Linked DNA regions of Mus musculus: region 2 is linked to region 1. A link is a loop called in an ENCODE intact Hi-C map of the cell type or tissue named here. Cell type or tissue: gastrocnemius. All regions are shown on one strand. Each heading gives the region's core, and the rest is flanking DNA. Links, peaks and the distances in the headings are about the cores only.

Region 1 (5,125 bases), core at 1,140-3,639:
AACTATATGTATTCCATGCTGGCCTGGAACTTGCTGTGTGTCCTAGACTGGCAATGACCACATGAGCCTCGCACCTCTACCCAGTATGCTCTGATTATAGGTTTGTGTCACCATCCTGGGCCAAAGAAGTTGTTCAAATATCCTCGACTAGCAGCATATCTATCTGCCTTTCTGTCTCCTTCAGAGACAGTTTCTATTCTTTAACTTTTTGTCTTTGCATGGCCATACACTTCAGTTTCTCTGCACATTTTCAAGTGCATGTGGTAGCCCTAGAATCCAGATTCTTCTTCTTCAGGATCTTCTGCTTCTCATTTTTATCTTGTATTTGTTTACTATAGGCTCTGCCTGTGCCAGTTACCCAGCTTTGTTTGAATAAATTTGTCTTCTGTTTTTTTCTGAGCCTGGACTTTCCTTGAGCATGTGTGGTGGTTTTCACATTTCTTTTCTCTCTCTCTCTCTCTCTCTCTCTCTCTCTCTCTCTCTCTCTCTCTCTCTCTCTTCTTTTTTATTATATTTTCTTTATTTACATTTCAAATGTTATCCCCTCTGAAACCCCCTCCCCCTATTGCCTCCTCCCTCCCCCTGCTCACCATCCCACCCACTCCCGTTTCCTGGCCCTGGCATTCTCCTACACTGGGGCATAGAGATGTCACAGGATCAAGGGCCTCTCCTCCCATTGATGACTGACTAGGCCATCCTCTGCTACATATGCAAATGGAGCCATGAGTCCCACCATATGTACTCTTTGGTTGGTGGTTTAGTCCCAAGGAGCTCTGGGGGTTATTGGTTAGTTCATATTGTTGTTCCTCCTATGGGACTGCAAACCCCTTCAGCTCCTTATGTCCTTTCTCTAGCTCCTTCACTGGAGACCCTGTGCTCCATCTAATGGATTGCTGTGAGCATCCACTTCTGTATTTGTCAGGCACTGGCAGAGCCTCTCAGGAGACAGCTATATCATTTCACCCATGAATATGGCTGCTTTTGAACATTGTCATGTTTGGTTCTCAACAGATAAAGGACAATATTAAAATGTGTGTGTGTGTGTGTGTAAAAGAGAGAGGGGAGAGGTGGGGATGTAATATGCACACTCAAGAACTCACTTCAGTTATGGGAGAAGAGCTTACCACAGTGGAAGGGAAGAGAGGGCAACCATGGAAACCTGCCTCCTCTTCTCTGCAGTTTCATGATCTGAAGCATGGATCATCAGCACTAGGTTTAGCTCCATGGGTTGGTTGGAAAAGGCTTTTTGTAGGATAGAAGGATTGTATAGAGACTCATTTTGTTGCGGTCATTGTTCAGTCTCATTACCTGGGAGTAGTCTGACTTGGTCCCATTTGTGACTCATAGGACTGACATGGAATAGATACTTTGAACCCAAGCAACGAGCAGTGTGTAGGGGTGCTGAAAGTCGCAGAGTTATAAGGCAAGCTTTTCAGGCAGCTGAAGGGAGCTGGAGACAGCCTGGACAGGCAGGGCTTAAGAGTTTCTGTTGCCATGGTCTCACATTCACTCAGGAGCAGTGAGAAAGTTTGGCTAGGTTAGGTTTGTGGCATTTTAAAGGTAGAAGTAGAGAAGGTCAGTCACTTCATTACTTTCCTGTCCACCCACGTCACCCATCAGCTTCCCATGCTCCCCTTCATGAATTGGATCCCAAGGTCAAGATTTTCTCATCAAGGTAGCTGTCAAAATGGTAGGAAGGCCTCTTGTCAGGCCTGATGCTAAGTACCATTTTTTTTTTTTCTAGGCTGCTGAACTACCTAGAAATCCTGAGGTATCCCTTCTACTGGAAACTTGGTCAACTCCCAGGAGAAGCAAGACTCAAGAAGTCATAGCCTTGATCCTGACTGTCTGTCTGCAACCATATTTAGCAATGCAATCCTGGGAGTTCACTGGTTATCTCTGGGCACTGCAGCTGTAGCACTGGCTCCTTGACTCTGCATGTGTGCCCAGAGATGAGCCACCTGTCTCTATAGCTATATTTTCTTCCCGAAGAGCTGAGTGATTGCCTATAACAGCTGTGGATATTTCTGTCTTATTTTTAAAAGCCCTAAGCAACCAAGTGAAAAGCGAAGCCGATTATGTCATTGAGTCCTTTAATATGTATGAACAGGGAAGCAGAAAACTGAATTAGCCATACCAAGCACAAGGCTTACATTAGCTGCTGGATTATATTGGGGGGGGGGAATCTATGAACAAGATGGCACAATGTTTGAGTTTTGGAGGAAAGATGATTTTAATTTTCTTTATGTTAATTCAGGTAAATTATCTTTATACAGTGGCTCTTTAAATCCTGCAAGCAACAGTTTATTGTTATGAGTGGACAGGCTATCTATAAATCTGGAAAACCATCCGGGTTTCCTTCCAGTTTCTCCCACACATTTGTTTGTTCTTTATGGTTTGATAAAATTTCCTTTCTTTCTTTGAATTCCATGGATGTCCAATGCTAGTGGGAAAAGTTCACTGTCTACTCTGAATTTTATTTGTAGCATCAAAGCATTAAGCTAAGCACCTAGACAGCTAGGGCCAGATTTCTGGCACCCATGCCAGATGCCACAGGGTCTTTGGCTAATGACTGTCATTGGAAAGTGGTTAGGTCAGTGTGAGAAGGTAGTCTCATTTAGTTGTGTGTGTATCATGTTTGAAATAGCAAGTCTTTTAAATTCCGAATACTACATTTTAGTGGTGGTGGTGATGGGGTTACATTTTGGTAAGAGGAATTTCTAATATTTATATAAATATTATAAGAACATACCAAAAATTGTCACAAGATTTAGGACATTTTTCTCTACTATTCTCCCTTCGTTTCACTTCTTATTCTGAGGAAAATCTAGTTTATCTCAGTTATATCTTTTGTCTTTCATTACACAATCTTATTTTAAAAATTTGAAAATAGTGTGGCCAAGGAGATGGCTCAGAGAAAGGTGCCTGTCCTCAAAGTTGATGGCCTGTGTTCAATCTCTGAAATTCACACGGTGGAAGGAAAAAACTGACTCTCAACATACATTCATGGAACTCACCCCAACCACGCAAAATAAATACATGGATATAAAAACAAAAACAAAAACCCAACTTTGAAAATATGGAAAGTTTAAGAAAAATAGTGCACTCAAGGACAATGTTTTTGAATGCTATTTTAACTAACTCTTTGAGAATTCATACAATGTATTTTGATACTATTTCCCAAACTCCTATCACCTTCACCTCCATTCCTACCCTACTTCACGGCCTCTCTCTCTCTCTCTCTCTCTCTCTCTCTCTCTCTCTCTCTCTCTCTCTCTCTCTCAGCTACTAAGTCCAGTCAGTGTTGGGTGTGGGACCTTCCCTGCAGTGCTGTTGCTATACCAGAGGTCACATCAAAGAAAACGGACTCTCCCTCTCTTAGCAGCTATCAAATGCCAATAACTTCTCAGCTAGGATTTCACCCTCACCTCTCTGACTCCATGCTGGGATTTTGTCTGGCTGCAGCTTGTACGGGTCTTGTGATTGCTGTCATAATCACCATAAGATCATATGTACAACTGCCCTGTCATAGCCAAGAAAGACTGTTTCCTTGGAGTCATCCACCACCTCTGACTCTTGTCATCTTTCTGCCCTCCACTTCCTTGAAGAGCCCTGAGTCTTGACAGGAGGGGCGCAACACAGATGTTCTGTTTATCAATGAGCAGTCTAATATCTCCTATCGTCTGCACATTGCCCAGCTGTGAGTCTCTGTGTTAATTTCCATCTACGGAACTAAGGAGCTTCTCAGACGAGGGGTGAATGAGACAAAGATATCAGGAGCCATTTTACTGCTATGTCTATTTAGCAGAATAATGCTAGTAGGTTCTCCCTTAAGAACTATGACCTATCAACCACCAGGTTTTACCACATTAACAGTGACAGGTATGGGTTCCATCTTGTGGAGTGAACTTTAAATCTAAGCAGACAATGGCTGGTTACTCTCATAATGTTTGCACCACTAATGTGCCAGTGGCCATCTTTTGCCAGGTTATTCATTTACTGTAGCTTGAAGAGTTCACAGCTTGATGAGCCTGGTGATTACCCCTCCCACACCAGTAGTGTGCATAGAGCCTTCCATCGTCATGAAAGCTAGCCAATCCCTACCCACAAGATTTCTTCATGCTTTTGACTCAAGTGCATACTGTCTACAACAATAGGGTCTTACCATGGAGTTCTAGAGGGTCACCAGAAACATTGTCAGTAACCTGTAATGTATGGGAGTAGATGGGACTCATTGGCCACCAACACATAAAGAGCTAACCCATTCCTGATACTGGGATTTTTATTTGGTAGTGTGTGGTATCTAGTTGAATATTGCCCCCTCCCAAAATAAGGTAAGTTCATTTAAACTCTTTTGATATATGTAGATATTTTAAGAAAGAGTCTACAATAGTCAGTTTCCATAGGACTTTTTCAAAGGGCTTTTGTGTTAATTATCCCAGTCCATATTTCCTCCTTCGGTTTGCCTCCCAATCTTCCATCCCATTTCATCCTTCATATTCCATTATCCCCTTCCACCTATAACTCTATATTCTATCCACCTTTTCTTGAACAATCCCATCTTCCTAGAACTGCCCTCATCACGTCCCATAGATTTTGGTATGTTGTATTTTTATTTTCATTCAATTTTAGGAATTAGAGTTTTCCTTTTTGATTTTTCTCTCAACCTGGTTCCCATTCAGTGGTATGTTGTTTAGTTTGTGTGCTGTCTGGTGTTTCTCTTGTTATTAAGCCTTATTTCTTTGTTGTCTCACAGGATTCAGGGTGTTATTTAAATTTCCTTATATTTATTGAGAGTTTGTGTCTTCATTTGTGGTTAAGTGTTGTCTTAGTCAGGGTTTCTATTCCTGCACAAACATCATGACCAAGAAGCAAGTTGGGGAGGAAAGTGTTTATTCGGCTTACACTTCCATGCTGCTGTTCATCACCAAAGGAAGTCTCTTTTCTCTGTGATAACTCCAGCTGTGTCAAGTTGACACAAAACTAGCCAATGCAATTGACCCCTTGTCAACTTGACACACAAAAGCATCACTAGTAAGCCTCAACCCTTACAATCTTATTCATCCCCAAGATCTAAATAACTTTAAAAGTCCCACAGTCTTTACATATTCTTAAAATTTCAATC
Region 2 (5,125 bases), core at 945-3,444, 210 kb before region 1:
TAGCCACACAGGAGGAGGATTATGTGTGACAGACACAAGGCAAATTGTGTGTGTGTTTGACAAAAAGATGGTCTGTTTTAAAACAAATTTGAGATTTGACTTAATGGTGAAAGTGTTGAGTGTTTAGGTGCACTTCTTAATCTTCCTTAGAGCCTGCAGTTGTTGCGAAGTCTTCCATCCTACTAGACGTGAAGCCTTGGGATGATGAGACGGACATGACAAAACTAGAGGAGTGTGTCCGAAGCATTCAAGCAGATGGCCTGGTGTGGGGCTCCTGTAAGTGTGATGCTTGTGTTTTAGGGATTTGTGCGTTTTCCCGTAAGGATTTCCTAACATTTACCCCTTGATGTTCTTTTTTAGCTAAATTGGTTCCAGTGGGATATGGAATTAAAAAGCTTCAAATACAGTGTGTAGTTGAAGATGATAAGGTTGGAACGGATATGCTGGAAGAGCAAATTACTGCTTTTGAGGACTACGTACAGTCCATGGATGTGGCTGCTTTTAACAAGATTTAAATCATTCTTAAGTCAGTGCACTTAAATAAAAGCTTGAAAGATAACCCTTGGCTCTTCATTTTGCTGTGAAATGGTATGTCTTCATTTTGAAGGAAAGGATTCAGTGTAACTCATTAGTGGCGAAAACTTGAACTGGAAAGAGAAATAGCTCAGCATTTTTAAACCACTCAGCTTGATGACCAGACCAACCTGAAGTTGTCTTTTAGCCAACACTGTGTGTACCATAGATATAATTAAAAGGAAGATAAAGAACTGATGTGTTATTAAAGATTTAGCAATTAGAGTATACTTTTGTGATTAGTGAAATAATTCTTTTGCTGTTAGCAGTACATGATACTATTGATAAACTGTCACTAGATGCCTTCGATGTCTTTCTGAAAAACTGAATCTTGGGCTGCTGAGATGACTCTATGATAGCCACTGAGGTTGCTTACTGTTTGGTTCACTCCATAGAGTAAGAGCGAAACTCTAGAAGGTGCTCTGATGGCCACGAGCACAACACCTGTACATAAGAGTTTTTGGAAGTGTCCTGAAAGGAACATTGTAGGCTCATAAGGTGGTCAAGTGTGGGTTTTCAGAACTCAACCTAGAGATGGAGGGAAGTGCTGGGGGAGGCAGTATGCGCAAAGCTATTCCTTGGAGACACTTGTGGGAGGTTATGCTGCTCTAGAAGTACGTTATGAAATGTATCACAGGGCTGGAGAGATGGTTAAGAACACCAACTGCTCTTCTGAAGGTTGTGAGTTCAAATCCCAGCAACCGCATGGTGGCTCACAACCATCTGTAATGGGATCTGACACCCTTTTCTGATGCTTCCGAAGACAGCTACAGTGTACTTAGATATAATAATAAATAAATCTTTTTTAAAAAAATACATCACAGCAGTTTCAGCTTTGTGTTAAATTTTTGATATCTAAACATTTACTATAATTTTTACTGTTTGGGCATTTTTTTTTAAATAAATTTTATTTTATGTATATCAGTACACCGTAGCTGTCTTCAGACACACCAGAAGAGGGCATCGGATCCCATTACAGATGGTTGTGAGCCACCATGTGGTTGCTGGGATTTGAACTCAGGACCTCTGGAAGAGCAGTCGGTGCTCTTAGCCACTGAGCCATCTCTCCAGCCCTGCTTGGGCATTTTTTTTAAAGCTTTGTGTATGTGTGTGAGCCAGGTGGTGGTGTATACTTTTAATTTCAGCGCTCAGGAGGCAGAAGCATGCAGACCTCTTAGTTCCAGGCCAACCTGGACTACACAGAGTCCAGGGCAGTCATGTATACAAAGAAGCCTTGTCTTAAAAACAAAGCTTTCTGAATTTTATAGATAGGAATCTAGAAGATTAACTAGCCCAGTTCCTTCAGACAGTACTCTTGCTCTCGGTCAGGTTTTAGGTTGACTACCTTCAGTGAGGGAAGCTTTACATTGTAAATATGTATTATAATCGGATACATAGACTCAATAAAGCATGTACTAAGGAGAATGTATGTACAGCAGACCCAGGCTAAAACAGTGGGTGTTTTTTTCTAGGTAAGTTAGGATCATGAAGGCCAGCAGAGGGCAGTGTTAGGAGCATGAGGGCTATGGCAGAACCCTGAGAGCCCGCTGAACTTGTCAGAAGCATGAGAGCAGAGAAAGGGCCCTGTCAGGACCATGAGAGCCAGCAGAGGGCAGCACTTGGTATTCTAAGGCTCCATAGTGCGTGGGGATTCTGGAGAACACTGACAAAGGTACATTTTATTCATCTTTACTGGTGTTCCTGTAAACAAAAGAACAGGAGATAGAATTATGCTGGCAATTCATGCTCTCTGAATAGCATCTATACCATCTGGAAATACGTTTATTAGTAATCTACAGACTTGTATTTAGCCAGAATTTTCTGTAACCATGATGTTCTAGAGGACTAAAAGCGAACACAAAATGGTAGGCATGTTTCATAAAGGGGCAAGAGGTCTGGCCCCTCCCTTTGGTTCTGAACCAGCCTAGTTTTGCTTTGGCCAGTTCAATATAGTGGAAGCAATGCTGTGTGACATAACCTGTCAGAGGATTGTGGATGTGACTCAGTGGCAGACCTCATGCTGCCTGCAGTTTGGAAGTCTGGTGACCCTGGCCATGGCCATGGAACAATTATGAGAGGAAGGACAATAAGATCTAATGAGTAGCTAGTCCAAGGATTCCAAGCTAGGGCCATTTGCATCATTATCTACTTGAAGTTCCAAGCTTAGGAAGCAGGATCAAGTCACCCCATCTCATTTATATTCCAGAAACTCAGAAATGATCTATACTAACAGTAAATTGACATTTTAAGTAACTTATTTAATAAACAGTTAACAGGAATGGAAGCTTTAAATCCATAACCAACTAATACTTTATAAATTATTAAAAGTTTGAATGTATATGTACTTAATACTGTTAAAATACGTGTAAATTCAATTTGTTTATGGAGGCAGCCTAGGCTACATAGATCTTACCCCAAATAAAAGGTTTTGGGGGTTTTTTTGTTTGTTTTTTAAGATTTATTTATTATATGTAAGTACACTGTAGCTGTCTTCAGACACCCCAGAAGAGGGCATCAGATCTCATAATGGATGGTTGTGAGCCATCATGTGGTTGCGGGGGATCCGAACTCACCACCTTCAGAAGAGCAGTCAGCGCTCTTAACTGCTGAGCCATCTCTCCAGCCCCCTTTGGGTTTTTTTGTAATTGAAAAGGTGATGGTGAAGGAGCTGGAGAGCTGGCCCAGCTTAGCCAAAGTGCATTCAAGGAAGACCTGAGCTCAGCTCCTGGAACACACAGTAGAAACAGCCTGGCATGGTGCCCTGCACTGGCAGTATCAGTGTTGAGATGGAGCCAGGCTAGGCTAGGCTCTGGCGCTCGCTGGCTAGCTATTTTAGCCTCATTGGTGAGCTCTAGGTAAGTGAAAAACCCCAGTCTCAAATAAATAAATAAACAAACAAATAAAAGGTGGGTGTCTCCATGAGAAACACATGATTTAGTTACAGCTTACACCTCCAAACACATGAACATGCACGCGTACACAAAATGACGCAAAAGCAAACAAAGAACCCAGCCTGATACTTTTTCAATAGAGATAATTAATATAATGTGGTATACACTATAAAAATGACTTAATTTGATACATACATTGCAGTACATTAACAGACGCAGGCTAAAATAGTGGAAGAAACTTTTAGGCTGTCAGTATCAGAACGGCCACCAGAGGGCAGCCAGAAAGATACATGATTTAAATTGCAGGGAAGAAATCCTCCCTTTTATAGCCAAGCAAAAATATAACTGAACAAAAACATGATCAGTGTGGATCAGAATGCAACCTAATCTGAAAGGATTTGTTATGAGGCTCACATGAAAACTTTGCACTGATTTTCTGGGAACACAATACTCACTGGGCAGTTTCTAGGAGAGACAGGCTCTTGGTTTCAGCACTCCTGAGTTGTTCACTGACTGTACCAGAGCAGCTGGCTTCCCACAGCGAACGCTTTAGTACCTCAGCAACAGAGGCCCTGAAGCGGGCTTGGAACGTCTTGCTTATTAGGACGTAAAGGATGGGATTCAAGCAGCTATTGAGGAAGGCTAAGCCAGTTGAGAGGGGGATTCCACCCTGCAGCACATTCTGGAAAGAGCTGTTGTGATGAATGCTGAGCTCCCAGATGCTAAACAGGTGATAAGGGGTCCAGCAAACCAAGAAGGCAATGACCACAGACAGGATCATCCAGAGATGCTTTCTAGATATCAGGATGTTCCGCTTTTTCATCTTGAAGATGAGGCACAAGTAGCAGGAGCTCATGGTTAGCAAAGGGAAGAGGTAGCCAAAGAGGAACTTCACCCAGGTCAGAACATGGTGTCTCATCAAGGTGAGTTCATGCTCCTGGAAATTATTATAACAAATGATGTGGTTGTTGACCTCCATGGTGTCCCGGAAGTATAAGGTAGGACCTCCAAGCAGAGAAGCCAACAGCCAGACAAGTATAACAACAACCAGTGAGCTCTTTAGAGTCCGGTGCCGATGAGACAAGCCAGGATGGAGCAAGTGGATGTAGCGGTCCAGGCTGATCACTGTCAAGAAGAAAACACTGGAAAACATGTTCAGTTGGGCAATGAAGGAATTAACCTTGCAGAGCCACAGGCCAAAGGGCCAGTGGAAACTCAAGGCCACGTAGGAAATGTACAGGGGCAGGAAGAGAACAAAGATGAAGTCTGCGATGGCCAGATTGAGGAACCAAAGAGTGGTGACTGTCTTCTTCCACTTGAATCCCATGAGCCAAATGACGATGGCATTTCCTGGGATGCCCAGAACAAATGCTAGGGCATATAAGAACAGGGAGATCCAGTGAACGAGTCCCAGGTACACCTTCTCCTCCGGGTCAGACTCCTGGGAGTAATAATCTAAGGCATAGGAATAGTTGTCCAACTCCTCAAATAACATTTCCTTTGAGACTTCCATGATGATCTTGTAGGTGAAGAGTAAGGAAATCTATAAAAGCAAATTTTAAAGGAAAAAGAAAAGCTTAAGAATTAGGTTTGGTGAATAGAAAGAACATAAATCCAAAGATACTCCATTTTATGACGATTTTAGAAGGGCTTGCATTTAT

Evidence for each region. Hi-C counts contacts between places; a loop is a spot of excess contacts. Peaks named below come from ENCODE experiments on the same cell type or tissue, not always from the same donor. Only the 100,000 strongest peaks of a DNase experiment are listed, where the experiment ranks them.
Region 2: it touches region 1 in a loop (3-fold over the local background); 3 of 42 quality-filtered maps call a loop at or near these places.

Annotation. Positions count from the first base shown.
Region 1 is chr1:63,393,674-63,398,798 of GRCm38, forward strand. No RefSeq gene overlaps it. Among named protein-coding and RNA genes, the nearest start is that of Gm35393, 40 kb to the right of the region's middle. In gastrocnemius, for the core only: no CTCF peak of the experiment used is centred there; a DNase peak (open chromatin) is centred at 2,545; H3K27ac peaks cover 1,145 bases.
Region 2 is chr1:63,179,098-63,184,222 of GRCm38, forward strand. Eef1b2 (eukaryotic translation elongation factor 1 beta 2) reads left to right here. Exons shown (of 6, transcript NM_018796.3): 5 at 151-276; 6 at 361-1,389. The coding sequence ends at 515. It overlaps Gpr1 (G protein-coupled receptor 1), which reads right to left. Exons shown (of 3, transcript NM_146250.2): 3 at 3,474-5,007. The coding sequence starts at 4,977. The coding sequence ends at 3,916. Snora41 (small nucleolar RNA, H/ACA box 41) reads left to right here; the gene lies at 1-38. Among named protein-coding and RNA genes, the nearest start is that of Snora41, 2.6 kb to the left of the region's middle. In gastrocnemius, for the core only: a CTCF peak has its summit at 2,146 (motif pointing right); DNase peaks (open chromatin) are centred at 2,147 and 3,333; H3K4me3 peaks cover 31 bases; H3K27ac peaks cover 424 bases.